3 separate regions of the Homo sapiens genome follow, and regions 2 and 3 are each linked to region 1. Evidence: chromatin contacts called from ENCODE Hi-C data. All regions are on one chromosome and are shown on one strand. The core of a region is the stretch at or near the end of the contact, and the rest is flanking DNA. Distances in the headings are between cores, read along the strand shown. Region 1 holds the start of DENND2C (DENN domain containing 2C). Region 2 holds the start of PTPN22 (protein tyrosine phosphatase non-receptor type 22). Region 3 holds the start of SYT6 (synaptotagmin 6).

Region 1 (4,241 bases), core at 505-3,004:
AAGCAACACACACAAAAATTACATTCACTAGTAACTTTCCCTCTACTACTTCATTTAATTTGATCTTGGTATCCAGTGGTCTAAAATTCTTGCCTATAACTTAAGACTCACTACAGACCATTTAAAAGTAATATAATTTCCAGCTTTAGAAAACTGCTTATTGTCATTAAGAAAAATAAATATTCTTCCTTTATTGCTGCATTTAAAAAACGTACTGCCACATTCAACACACACACACACACACACACACACACACACACCCCAACTAATGAAAGACCAAGACACATAATTACTACATTTCCTGGTTTCTGCCTGGCAAACTCAGAACAGGCCTACAAGTATCCCCAGCAAAAGCCTACAGGTTACAAAACTGCCATTTTCTTTTTTATTTCCCATCTCCCCGCTAAAATCCCTCGCACACATATCCATAGTAAAGAACAAAAACGTCTATAATAAAGGCTGTATGAAAAAATATGGCTATATATTAACAATATTTTGGAAGATTTAAATCTTCCTATAAGCAGCCCGTCAATTCACAAAAACAAATTAAAGTCTTGATTTGGAACAATATTCCCAGCTTACTTTAGCAGGTATCTTAAACTACAACTATTTAGCTAAGACAAAGAAGTAGATTATTTGATTGCTACAGACTTCGCGGTAAATGATTCAGCAACAGTGTATAGATAACACCACTGTGCTATTCTAGAAAATTTCATCAATCATTTAAAAATAGGACACACTCAAACAATGGGGGTCACTTTGTGGGAAAAGTTTAAACAACTTATTTACACAGTAAGCAAGGATCTATCACTTTATCTAAAACACTGCAGAAGAATCACTAGCTTTAGGGTAAACGTTTGTAAAGTGCCTACTATGTACCAGGCAAGTAGTAGTTGCTTCACAGAATATACACGCTCCACACGCACGTTCAAATATCTGACATTTGTAGAATACTGTCACTCATCTGATTTGACCCTGAGAATACCCATAGGCATGAACTTGCCAGTTTCACAGTTACGGAAAGAGAGGCCCAGGAAGTTAATTTGGCCGAGGTATCACATCTGGTTCCGCGGGTTCTGGCCCTAGACTTGAGCCTTTTGACTCATAATCTAATCATCAGCTGCTATACAGCTCTAGTTACTCAAAAGCTCTTAGGTGTTCCACTGTCAGACTTTTAAATTAAAATTCTACTTGACAACTTTCGGTATTGTGCGTATTAGATGCTGTTAAGAATCAAAACACCAAAAAAAGCAAAATATTGTTTGGAAGTGCATCGTCCCAGCATGTCGAAGTTCAAGCTCACTGGCTAATTTTGGAGAAAGCCCGCGTTTCCCCAGGCTGCCGGGCGCTCCCTCCCTCTTCCCCAGCAGAGAGCGGCGCCCAGCCTAGGGGTCCCCAAGCCCCTGAGGTAGCGAGGAGGTCTTCAGCCAGGCTCCGCCACAACCCGTGCGGCCACGAGAGGACGTCCCAAAGCTGGGCCCAACAACCGGTTGCTCCTCCGGACGGAGGAGGTGCCGAGACAGCGGGGCGCGGAGACACCACCTCCGCCAGCTCGGCTCGCACCGTCCGAGGACTACGCCGCGGCGCCACAGCCCCGCACCCGACGCCCAGAAGGGTGATGCCGACAGCCCCGAGAGTCCGAAGCCCCTGCGGCTTAAAACCCCGCGCCGAATCACCCCGACTCTTACCTGTCTGTACCTCAACGTTGTCTCCTGTGGCCAAGCTAGTCTCCCGGGTATCACTCGGGTCCGCTCCGTCCCGCCCCCGCAGGCCCTGCCGAAGGCCCCGTCCCGGCTGCAGCCCCACCCCCTAGCCCCGCCCTCCCTGGCAAGGCTCAGTTCTTATTGGCTCCTATTCCCACCCCTCACGCTATGCCCGCCTCCGACACCGCCCCGGCCGGCGGTGAGGGGAACCACCACGCCTCAAGTCCGCTGTATGGCCAGAACCTTGCCAGGACCTCGGTCACTGCAGTTCCAGCAGGCGGGCGACCAGTGTCACCGTCGTCCGGCCAAGCCCTCGAGCCAGAGCTCCATCGCCTTCGCCTGCCGTCGCATCGGCCCCACGGAGACGGCCCTATGCTTCATGTGAAGGTTTACTCTTCACAACTACTCAACAAGATAAAGCCTGGCTTAATCAGGGAATCCAAGCACTGTTTCCTAGGCTGACCTCAGTGAGCAAACAATTGCACTACGGTGCCAACTTGAAACGTCAAGAGAAGCAAATAACTCTCGCGGCACCTCAGGCTTGGAATCTCAGAACGGGGGTGCCTTGATACTCCCAGTGCGTGAGGTCAGCCCCCACGCCCTGTTGAGACACACATGCCTAAGCGCTCCGCCTGCAACACGCTCTTGCTTAGGTATGTGCGTGGTGTTGTGCCTACTGCAAGCTGTAACCCAGTTTCACCGAGGCTGCGGGACAAGGATCAGTTGAGCCTGTTTCCCAGGCACTCGCTAACCACCCCACCCCGCCTCGCCCCGCCCCACCCCACCCCACCCCACCCAGCCAGAGCCTCTTGGGTCTGGTGACCAAACTCTTCCTACATTTGTTCACACAGAGGTACCAAAATAGAAGACTACCAGAAAGAGAGGTGTTTAGTTACGTATCACGGATGACTGTCACAAGCAAACTTAACCCAAACAATAAAGGTAGCATATCCCAAACCGTTGTGAAACTATCACCTGTAGACAGTAAAACAGAAATTACATTCTATGATGGGGGAAAAAAAAGTAATGACATACTTAAAAAAAATCATGTCCCAATGAGGAAATAAATGTGGATATTGTTTGTAGTAAATTTTGCACACTGATCATTATGGGCTTCCCCCACCAAAAAAAAAAAAATTCTTATATAATGTGTCTATCTATTTATTTATTGAGACAGGGTCTCTTTGTGTCACTCACACTGGAGTGCGGTGGCCCAATCATAGCTCACTTGAAGTCTCAACTTCCTAGGCTCAAAGAATCGTCCCACCTCGGCCTCCCAAGCAGCTAGTATTATAAGCATGCACCACCACCCCCGGCTAATATTTTTATTTTTATTTTTTTGTAGAGACAGGGTCTCGCTATGTTGCCCAGGCTGGTCTCCAACTCCCGAGCTCAAGCAGTCCTCCTGCCTCAGCCTCCCAAAGTGCTGGGATTACAGACATGAGCCACTGCACCCAGCCCAGAAATGTATTTTTTGACCCCTGCATTCAGGAAGATTATTTGGCAAAATAAGGCAGGTTGAATTCCAAGTATCACGTATGAAACCAAATTTATAGATTAATAAATGAATTCACATGTATGTATTCTACTGCCCTCTCATGGGTAAGATGGAGATATACATAATGGTAGTTAATGCCCTTTGAAGTCTGAGAATACAGTGTTTAATGTAGCAATTTGTACTATTTTGATGATGAGGAGGCCAAGGTAAAATAAAATCTGGTTCTTTAAAGGGTTCACAAATACTCAACAAACAAAACTTCAACTTCAGAAATCAGGAAGAGATTCTTACACCAGAGCTAGTACAAACATGCCATCAGGGTTACACCTATGCTTATGGCTGCATGTGTAGAATATAGAAACGTGCAGAAATTTGCTTTCAATTTTTTTTCCATTTGAAAGTTCAGGCTGGGCACAGTGGCTCACGCCTGTAATCCCAGTACTTTGGGAGGCCAAGGCACATGGATCGCTTGAGCATAGGAGTTTGAGACCAGCTGGGGTGACATGGTGAAACCGCGTCTCTACAAAAGGTTCAAAAAAGTAGCTGGGTGTGGTGGCATGTGCCTGTAGTCCTGGCTACTCGGAAGTCTGAGGTAAGAGGATCACCTGAGCCTGGGAGGCCGAGGCCGCGGTGAACTGTGATTACACCACTGCACTGCACTCCAGCCTGGGTGACAGAGCAAGACCCTGTCTCAAAAAAAAGAAAAAAGTTCATTACTTTTGAAGACATTTCACAAAATTCTATTTTTTACTTGTAGCCACACTATAACTTCATGCTGAGGACAACTAGAGGATAGGAATGAAATCTTATTCTGTATACCTTTGGTGTTTAGAATAGTACCTGATAATTTAGCTATTTGATCAATAATTGTTTATTGAATAAGTTGAATGAAATGTCAGCCCAGCCACTAGATGCCAACACAGTTGTATGTGTGGAAGTATCATCTGCCCATTTGGAATTTCACCTGACCTTAAGTAATAGGCATGCTTCTTAAAAGTTATATGTACATTTTACTTTGGTAAGCAAAATCATTTAAAATG
Region 2 (4,241 bases), core at 1,096-3,595, 800 kb before region 1:
GAAAAGGTAAAATATTAGGGATATAGTCTACATTTTTTTTTTTTTGAGACAGAAGTTCGCTCTTGTTGTCCAGGCTGGAGTGCAACAGCTCTATCTCAGTTCACTGCAACCTCTGCCTCCCGAGTTTAAGCGATTCTCCTGTGTCAACCTCTTGAGTAGCTAGGATTACAGGTGCCTGCCACCACGCCCAGCTAATTTTTGTATTTTTAGTAGAAATGGGGTTTCATTATGTTGGCCAGGATGGTCTCAAACTCCTGACCTCAGGTGATCCACCCGCCTCGGCCTCCCAAAGTGCTGGGTTTACAGGTGTGAGCCACTGCCCCCGGCCAGTCTACATTATTTTAAAAAACACAACCAAAATAAAACAGAGGCCGGCACTGCCCCTCAGCTCACTTTTTACATCTATGCCTTGGGTTACCTTGGCTTAGGAATTATAGTCCAGGGGCAGGGACATGTATACACATGTGCTAGAACTTCCTACTTATCTCCTTTCAGGTAACTCTACCAGAGGGGCTCAGACTGATCAGCCAGTGGCAGTGAGAGCACATTTTTCATAGTACCACAAGATTATCCATGTTGAGCTGACATCGGAGTTCCTATCATAATATCTAATCACTCAATAATATCTAATTACTCAAGACTTTCAGAGTGTTTTCACATCTGCTATCCGGTACCAGAGTGTTAGCTCCAGGAGGCAAAGGTTTTGGTTCTTTTTGTTCACCGCTGTATTTTTAGTGCTTAGAACTGAACTTGGTACATACTAAGTGCTCAATAAATGGTACTCAATAAATGACCACATTTAATGATTGTTATTGATATTTAATCATCACAACAATCCTGTGAGGATAGGTAGGACATGTATTATTATCCCCATTTTATAAGTTAGAAAACAGAGAGATTTAAGAACATGTCAAATACTTCATAATTTGGTGAAAAAAAATCATGATTTAATTTCAGGTTTGTACTTCAGTTCCCCTCTTTCCACCCATTTCTTCACAACTGAAGAGCTAAGGTTTAAAATTCTTATATCTCTGAAACGCCAGCTGTAAGCATTCTAAAATACATGATAGGTACTATTAGACACCCTATGTTATCTGATATCTCAGCTTGTAGGGTGAATGAGGCCTACCCAGCTGCCATTGCATCAATAATCACAGTTCTCTCAAAGGAGATTCACTGTTCTTCTGGGTAATCTAATCCACCCAACCTGAAGCTACCTTGTACTCATGTTTCTCTCCTTGACCTACACTTGTCTCTACTCTCCATCCTAGCCATTCCACTTCTCCAAGCAAAAGAAGTTAAGGAAGCCCTGTTATTGAAAAAACACATGTTATAATATATTTTTCATATGAAAAAGAAAAGAAAAATGATGGCCAGACATAGTGGTTCATGCCTGTAATCCCAGCACTTTGGGAGGCAAGATGGGAGGATTGCTTGAAGCCAGGAGTTCGAGACAAGCCTGGGCAAAAAAGCAAGGCTCGTATCTACAAAAAAGAAAAAAACAATTTTTTTTTAAATTAGCCAGGCATGGCGATACACACCTGTGGCCCCAGCTACTCAGGAGGCTGAGGCAAGAGAATCACTTGAGGCCAGGAGTTCAAGGCTACAGTGAGCTGTGGTTGCACTGCTGCACTCCAGCCTGGGTGACAGAGTAAGATTCTGAATCTTAAAAAAACAAACAACAACAACAAAAAAAACTGTGGCAGTGGGTAGTTTTGGTGCTCTTCAAAAACCTTTGTCAACCAAATAGAATCCCAGAGGGGAGGCTAAAAATGTAATATTGCATGAAAAGTTAACATTGGTCTCTTTCTTCTTAATATTAATTAAAATTAGTAATATAAAGCATAAACCACAACTTAGATACCTGGGGAAATCTGGATGTTCAATTAATATTAGTGTTTTTACATCTGGAGTTGTATATGTCTTCTGTAGGATTCCTAACCAAACTCCAAAGAACTAGCAAACAAAATATTAAAACCAGTAATTTTGAGAGAATACCTGAAATACATGCAAACCACTCAGAGAAGTCAAACTTTTTTTTTTCTGTCTTCCCCGCCAAGGTCTCATATTTACTTTATCCCAAGAGCAATTTGGTCTCGGAAAATTGGACCCCCATAGTCAGTTAAATAGTGTATGTAACTACCCTGAGAGGGTCACATACAGGACTCACCAGAAATTCATTGGCAAACTCCTCTTTAGTAATTTTCTTGCTTTGGGCCTCATCCAGGAACTTCTGCAGAATTTCTCTTTGGTCCATGCTGCAGAGCAAGAAAAATAGTCTATAAGTAGGTTGAGGGAGGGCATGTCAAATGTGTGTCATGGCCGAGACACCTCCAAAAAGCCACTGCTGCCGCCTGAGCAGAGCATGCTGAAGGCTGTGGTTTACTGACTTCATCACAAGCCCTAGAGGAAATTAGTACGTAACCACCTTCTGTGGTCACATAACACAGCCATCATCTCACTCCAGGGCCCTAGTGCCTTCCTTCTCAGCAAAGGAACCTGGTTACAATTCAAATTTTTAACAAACAAGAGGCTAACTAGAACGTAAAGTGTGGTCTGCTTAACTGAGATTATTCCATTCCATCACCCATATGCAAAACTCACCTTTCTTCTTGCCTCCCAGAGAAAGAACAGAATTACAGGTCTCCTGAATGAGTTCTGTCTCTCCCCATTTTCCCAGTGAGCACAAGGGCCAAGTTGACACCTTCTGTTTCCTTATGTCCCAAATGAACTCTGCAAAGTTCAGTTAGGCCCAGGAAAGAAGACAGACACTGTTTAGAGTGAGTGACATGTCTTCTACCCGGACTGTTCATCGAAAGGTTTCTTGTCAGTGTGATCAATGAGAAACTTCTGTTCATCACAGAAGGTATTTTTATTCATAACTTTTAAGTCTGCTATATATACCTCAAACTCCCTTTTGAATGAAGCAAAGTCAGATGCTTCTGACAGTCTGTGTCTCTCCCAGGACTGGGGAAGTGCTGACCTCCATTAAGGGAAGTGTTGATTTCAGCACCTCTTCAACCCTCCCAGTAACCTTTGAAGCTTCACTTGGGTTCTGGATATAAAGACTAAGAGTGTTGGTCTATATAGGATCTAGAGCAAGTGGCCCCCACAAGGAGCACCTGACCAGACAGTTAGCTCAATACCCTGCATATGTAATGCTGGTAAACTGTGATGGAACAAAAAGAAAGTAAAATCAACCACCTTGCTGACAACATTGTAACTTTTAGGGCAGAAAGCCTGAAGAACTGTTTCTAAAGAACACATTTCTACTCTGCAACCAATGTCTTAGGAAATAAATTTGTTTCAGGAAGTTATGCTGTGCCTGTGGCATTTTGGCCCTGAAAGGCAGGCTCTTCTAGAAAAACTTTCCACATTTGAGCTTGCATAACCTCTCAATGGGTACAAGTCTACCCAAGTGCCTAATTCAGTGTGAGAACATCCAAAAATCAGTATATCATCTTTATTGAAGGCAGAAGTTCAACAAATGTTAACAAAATTAGTCTTGATCCTGAAGAAAACTGGGAAATGTGTTGTTAGGACTTCCTCTATTTAAGATATTAGCAATCCTTTCTGTTTTGCAACATTATTCAAACTTCCTTCAGGATATCATGATTCTGAACACTGCTTAATCTGAACATTAAAGATACTGCATGCTCTTTACTAAGTACTGCAAAAAAAAAAGAAAGATCATCGAGATATCTTGGTTATAGACAACTTAAAGACAATATTTCAAATTAAGAAACTCAATCCCAGTATACATAAATTAAAATAAACCCTCATTCTTCAGCAATATTTGTTAGGAATAGTATATTTCTTAAATTATCCCCATCTAGAATTAAGAGAGAATTTCTTGCTGCTCTAAGTAACGTGATGTTTACTTTGGCTATTTTAAAACATAAAATATGGGAAATCTTTGATTTATAAAAATACAAAATTTCAAGTTTGTAATAACTAAAACCATGTAAAAGTGTGTACATAGTTAAAGACTAAAAGAAGCAAAAAAGAATCAATTGTGTAAGTTTGCTTTCTAAAATTATCATAATTTTAGAATTATGATAAAGTTTGCTTTCTAAAATTATCATACCGTTTTTAAAATTAGAAATAAACATTTAAAAATCCATTAAGTTGTTCAACAAATTTATTGAGTACCCACTAAATTCTAAACATTGTCTTAGGAGATTGGCATACAACACTGAGAAAGCCAGAATATGGTAAAAACAAAACAAAACAAAACAAAA
Region 3 (4,241 bases), core at 1-2,500, 520 kb before region 1:
ATACCCTGGGCCGGCCGCCACGTCGCCGACCCTCCCGCAGCTCCCGCCGCCAGGGCGCGACACGCCATTCCCCCTGCCGCGACTCCCCGGAGACGCCGCAGCTGCGCGCCAGGGTCCAGCCCGGCGGGGATCGGGCTCGGGACTCACCCGCTCCGGCGAGCTCGACTCAGCTCGGGCTCCCGCCTCGGCTAGGCAGCCGCCTGGGGCTGCGTCCCGCGCAGGGTCAGCGCGGATCGGGCAGGAGGCGCCCTCTTGGCAAAGTCGGCTAGAGGCGCCAGCTCAGTCGCGCACCGGCCCCGAGTCCGAGTCCGAGAGGGACGGAGGGAGCGAGTTATAGGGGCGAGAGGGGGTGGGGGAAGGACGCCGCAACACCCTCATACCCTCCCCCACCCCGCCCCCTGTCCCCCGCCCCCCAGCGGAGACGCGGAAAACCACTCGCAGCCGGAGAGACACCCGGACACAAAGACCTCGTGCCAGCCGCAGACCCAAGTTTCTCCCGGAGAGACTGGGGGTCCGCCCGCGTTCACCGCGAGAACACACAAACGGACGGACAGACCGACGCACGGACCCGGGGACCTCGACACTCGCTAGGAGGCAAGCCCTATTCCTCAGCCGGGCGCCCCTCGTCTCCCGCTCTCTCCATGGACCCCTCTCCTGGCAAATCGCCCGCAGAGCGAGCTTGGAGATGCGAGGGAAACTGAAGCCCCAAGGGTGCCCCGTCCTGGGAGCCTGGCTGTCTGCGGGGTCCCCCGCATTCCGCAGTAGTAATACAGGAGGGCCGGGGGCTTCTACCCCAACCTCCGCTCCCCTTCGGGTCTCTCCTGGCTGTGCAAGCGATGGGCCAGAGGGCTGGACGAGGCTGGCTCCCAATCCAGAATCCCGAGCTGGGGAGTTCTCTCTAGGTTCTGGGGCTCCTGGGACCGGGGCTTTGGGGAAGGGAGATCGCAGGACGGATATCCAGGAAGGGAGGGGGCCCTGGGTCTCCCGTTACCTGCGCCTGCCGCGCTGGGACTCCGCTCTGGGGGCTGCAGCTCGAAGCTCCGACAAGTCTCCACGTCCAGCCCGAGAGGGGGCGGCCGGGCCCGGCACAGCGAGGCGAGGACCGCGAGCGCCTCCTGGCACCGAGGCCCGCCGGCCCCCCACACTCCGCTCATGCCCTAGACACCCAGGCTTGCCGAGCAGCAGCTCGAACCCGCGCCCCGGCCGCACTGGGGCGGGGCACGACGGCCCCAAGAAGACCCTCCCTGCAGCGGCCCCCTGCGGCTCCGCTCTGCTTTTAATCACTTCCCCGCAGGGTCCCCGCCCCTCACGTGGCATCCCGCGGCAGCTGGCGAGTCTGGCGCCTCGCGGCCGCCCCCTCTACACTCAGGGACTGGCCTGAGTCCGGGGGGTGGGGGTTTCGAGGCGGGAAGCCGGGCTGTCCCGAATCTCGGAGGGTGCAAGGCCAGGAAAGAGTCCGGGTTCCCACTCCGCATTCACTGCCTGGTGTGACCTTGGGCGTCTCTGAGCCTCAATTTTCCTCTCCGTAAAGGAGGTGTAATGATTTTAAGTACTTCACGGACTCCCTGGGGATAGAAAGATCGTGTTTGTGAAAACACTGGGTAAACTGCCACATGCCACACGAATGACAGAGAAATAGATAACCCCGTAACAGAAAGAGCGACGGTCAGGCAGGGTCTGGGAGGACCTTGGCCGAGGTTCCTGACGGGAGCAGTTAGACTGGCCCCCGAGTCCCAGCTTCGGAGGTAGAAGACCCCAAGACAGGCGGGCGATGCGAACTGCAAGACTTTCCGAGCTCCGCAATCCTGCGGTCCGCGGTACCCGCATGTTGCTATGGCGACGGGAGGCAGCGGCCGTCTCTCTCCATGGCAACGGGAGGGAAAAGTTTCTGGCAAACAGGAATGGGGGGTCATTTCAAGAGGGCGCAGGGCGCTCAGTTCCGCCGACCCACCTCCTTGCTTCGGTGAAACAGCACCAGAGATCATGTATCTTTCTGCTAAGCATAACAAGAAAGACAGAAAGCTCAACGGGAGGATTGAGGCTAGACTTAAAGTAGAGATCCCCTCAGAAACTGTGGAGTGAGGCCCAGGAACAGATCGGCTGAGAGGCTTCGAGCTGCCTCACTCAGCGCTGGAAGTCTGTGAGCCATGGTCAGGGAGGCCGGGGGACCAGCGCCCTGCAGGGGCCTATCTCGGGAGTCTCTTGATCTACACCTGTCGGCGGTGGGGCCCCTTCTGTGTGGGGCTCGCCTGAAGCCCCAGACTCAGGTCCATTTGCTCTCCCGGAGCTGGGAAGGAAGCTTTAGCTGCAGCCCCTGGAGGCTGCTGGGTTGGTGTATGCCCGAGTGGCTGGCGAGGGAGAAAGGTCTTGCCTCTTAATTAACACGCTTATTGGAAGTGACTCGGGCAGTGACTCACGTTCCGGAGGGAGGAGATTCGGAGCCTTAGCTCCTGGCGGTCTCCACTGCGCGCCATCTGTGCCAACCGGCCCTTGGACTTGCGATCCCCTAGCAGCTGGTGCCTGGGGCACCAAGGGCTAAGGCAAGGCCTGTGAGGACCCTGGCCCAGCCAGGCGGCTTTTCCACCGTGAGGCGCCCCCTGGCTCTGTCCACGGTGCTGAAGACCCAGTTGGTGCTACCATCGCGTGGGCATAAGTTTAGGGGACGAGGGAGAGGCAATTGTTGAAGGTTCGCAGCTTCCACCCTGACCCCTGTGCCTGTGATAGCAGAAGGCTAGGAACTCAGGCAGGGACCAAGCAGACACGACGCAGGCGATACTGTGCAATCCGGGCTGCCTTCCTGCTGGAGGTGTTTGGTTGCTGTTCCAAGAACAAGTGGGGCTCTGGCATCCCTATGCGCCTTCCTGGTGCTTCTGAAAACCCACCTGAGGAGCCTAGAGGCCCCATTAATTTCTTTTCCATCACCCGATGCAGATCTCAGCACCCAGAAGAGCCTCTGGCTAAACGCTTATTAGCAGTTTCCCAAGTGGCAGGTTTGTGTTTATGTAAAATACAAATGGAGAACTGCTCTTTGCCCGTGTTTATGGCAACTCTGTCACTCCCCTGCTATTTCTCCCTCCCCCTCGCGAGTTCCTGGGGGAAATTCACAGAACAAAGCACCTTGTTTTGCCTTTGCAGAGAATGAAAAAACACAGGACCATTCCAAGGGCCCAGACCTGTGATGCAGGGAAATCAATATTTTGCTTACATCGAGTGGGGGAATTTGCATCTAAACTGAAGGCAAAGGAGCTTGTTTGGAGCAGAGCAGGTGGCAGGAGCCGAGAATTAACAGATAATTTCTCATTGTTCCTGGATTCAGCCTCCACACTCGGCAGGCGCTTCTGCAGCGTCTCTGGCGCCCCGGCAGCAGCTCCGGACCTGGCATTTCTCAATCTAGCAGTGTGAAGGAGCTGCTGCCCTGATAGGGCTGCAGAAACAGGTTAGGGCCCCTGGGTCAGTCAATAGCTATTGAAGTTGGATTGTAGGAGTTAGCGTGTGTGGGAGAGACAGAGATGAGAGAGACAGAGAGAAAGAAACAGAGACAGAAATAGAGGCAAGAGACAGATACAAATGAGAGAGACAGAGGATGAGACAGAGATACAGAGAGACAGTTATAGGAAATAGAGAACAGAGAAACAGACAGGGAGACAGATGTACAGGTAAAGAAACACACATTCAGAAGGAGACATTAAGGTAAAGCCTCACCCTAGTTGTCCTCTTTAGCCCGCTACCTCCCCCAGCCCCCAGGTCAATTGCTGATACCACTGTGGTCACATAACCAGCCACAAAGCAGAAAAATTCTTCATGTAATGATGGAAACTTTTTTGTCTCTCAAACCCCTTTGCCCTGCAAACCCAACCCCCAAACACACCTTTGCTTCTTCCCATATGAAGAGATAAAATTCAGAGTCCCAGGGTCCCACCAAGAGCTGGGAGGGAGGATCCAGGGTCCCACTCAAACCCAGAGAGGGAAAGAGGTGGAAAGAAGTGGAATTGTTGCCCTTCAATTCTATCTCTCAGAGAAATCCCATTCTGAGTTTGGGTTTAGGGGTGGGGAGGAGAGAAGCAGGAGCAGAGACAGTTAAGCATGGAGTGGTGGCAAATAAGTACATTGGACAGGGCCTGGGAGGGCTGGGATTCAGGGCTGGTGCACCAAAGCAGCCACGAGGCTGTCACATCCCCTATCTGGGGCTCAGTGTGCCTATGTGAAGTTGGATTAGGAGCTCTTTGAGGCTCCTTCCAGCA

Evidence for each region. A loop is a pair of places that touch in the nucleus more often than their neighbours do. Pooled maps may share reads with other maps.
Region 2: a map of breast epithelium shows a loop between it and region 1 (10-fold over the local background). The contact joins the promoter of PTPN22 here to the promoter of DENND2C in region 1. A Hi-C loop is called at or near these places in 1 of 168 maps with a recorded cell type or tissue (breast epithelium) and 5 of 50 pooled maps.
Region 3: a loop to region 1 is called in a map of chondrocyte, with 2.4 times the contacts of the local background. The contact joins the promoter of SYT6 here to the promoter of DENND2C in region 1. A Hi-C loop is called at or near these places in 1 of 168 maps with a recorded cell type or tissue (chondrocyte).

Annotation. Positions count from the first base shown.
Region 1 is chr1:114,668,295-114,672,535 of GRCh38, forward strand. DENND2C (DENN domain containing 2C) reads right to left here and starts at 1,755. Exons shown (of 21, transcript NM_001256404.2): 1 at 1,689-1,755. LOC124904354 (a long non-coding RNA gene) reads left to right here and starts at 2,117. Exons shown (of 2, transcript XR_007066465.1): 1 at 2,117-2,356; 2 at 2,555-2,660. RefSeq lists a silencer at 1,759-1,848 and an enhancer at 1,969-2,128.
Region 2 is chr1:113,869,367-113,873,607 of GRCh38, forward strand. It overlaps PTPN22 (protein tyrosine phosphatase non-receptor type 22), which reads right to left and starts at 2,346. Exons shown (of 21, transcript NM_015967.8): 1 at 2,171-2,346. The coding sequence starts at 2,257. All of the region lies in intron 3 of AP4B1-AS1 (AP4B1 antisense RNA 1), which reads left to right. RefSeq lists enhancers at 1,484-1,533, 2,092-2,351.
Region 3 is chr1:114,152,619-114,156,859 of GRCh38, forward strand. It overlaps SYT6 (synaptotagmin 6), which reads right to left and starts at 1,251. Exons shown (of 8, transcript NM_001253772.2): 1 at 992-1,251. The coding sequence starts at 1,154. RefSeq lists an enhancer at 2,426-3,039 and a silencer at 3,969-4,241.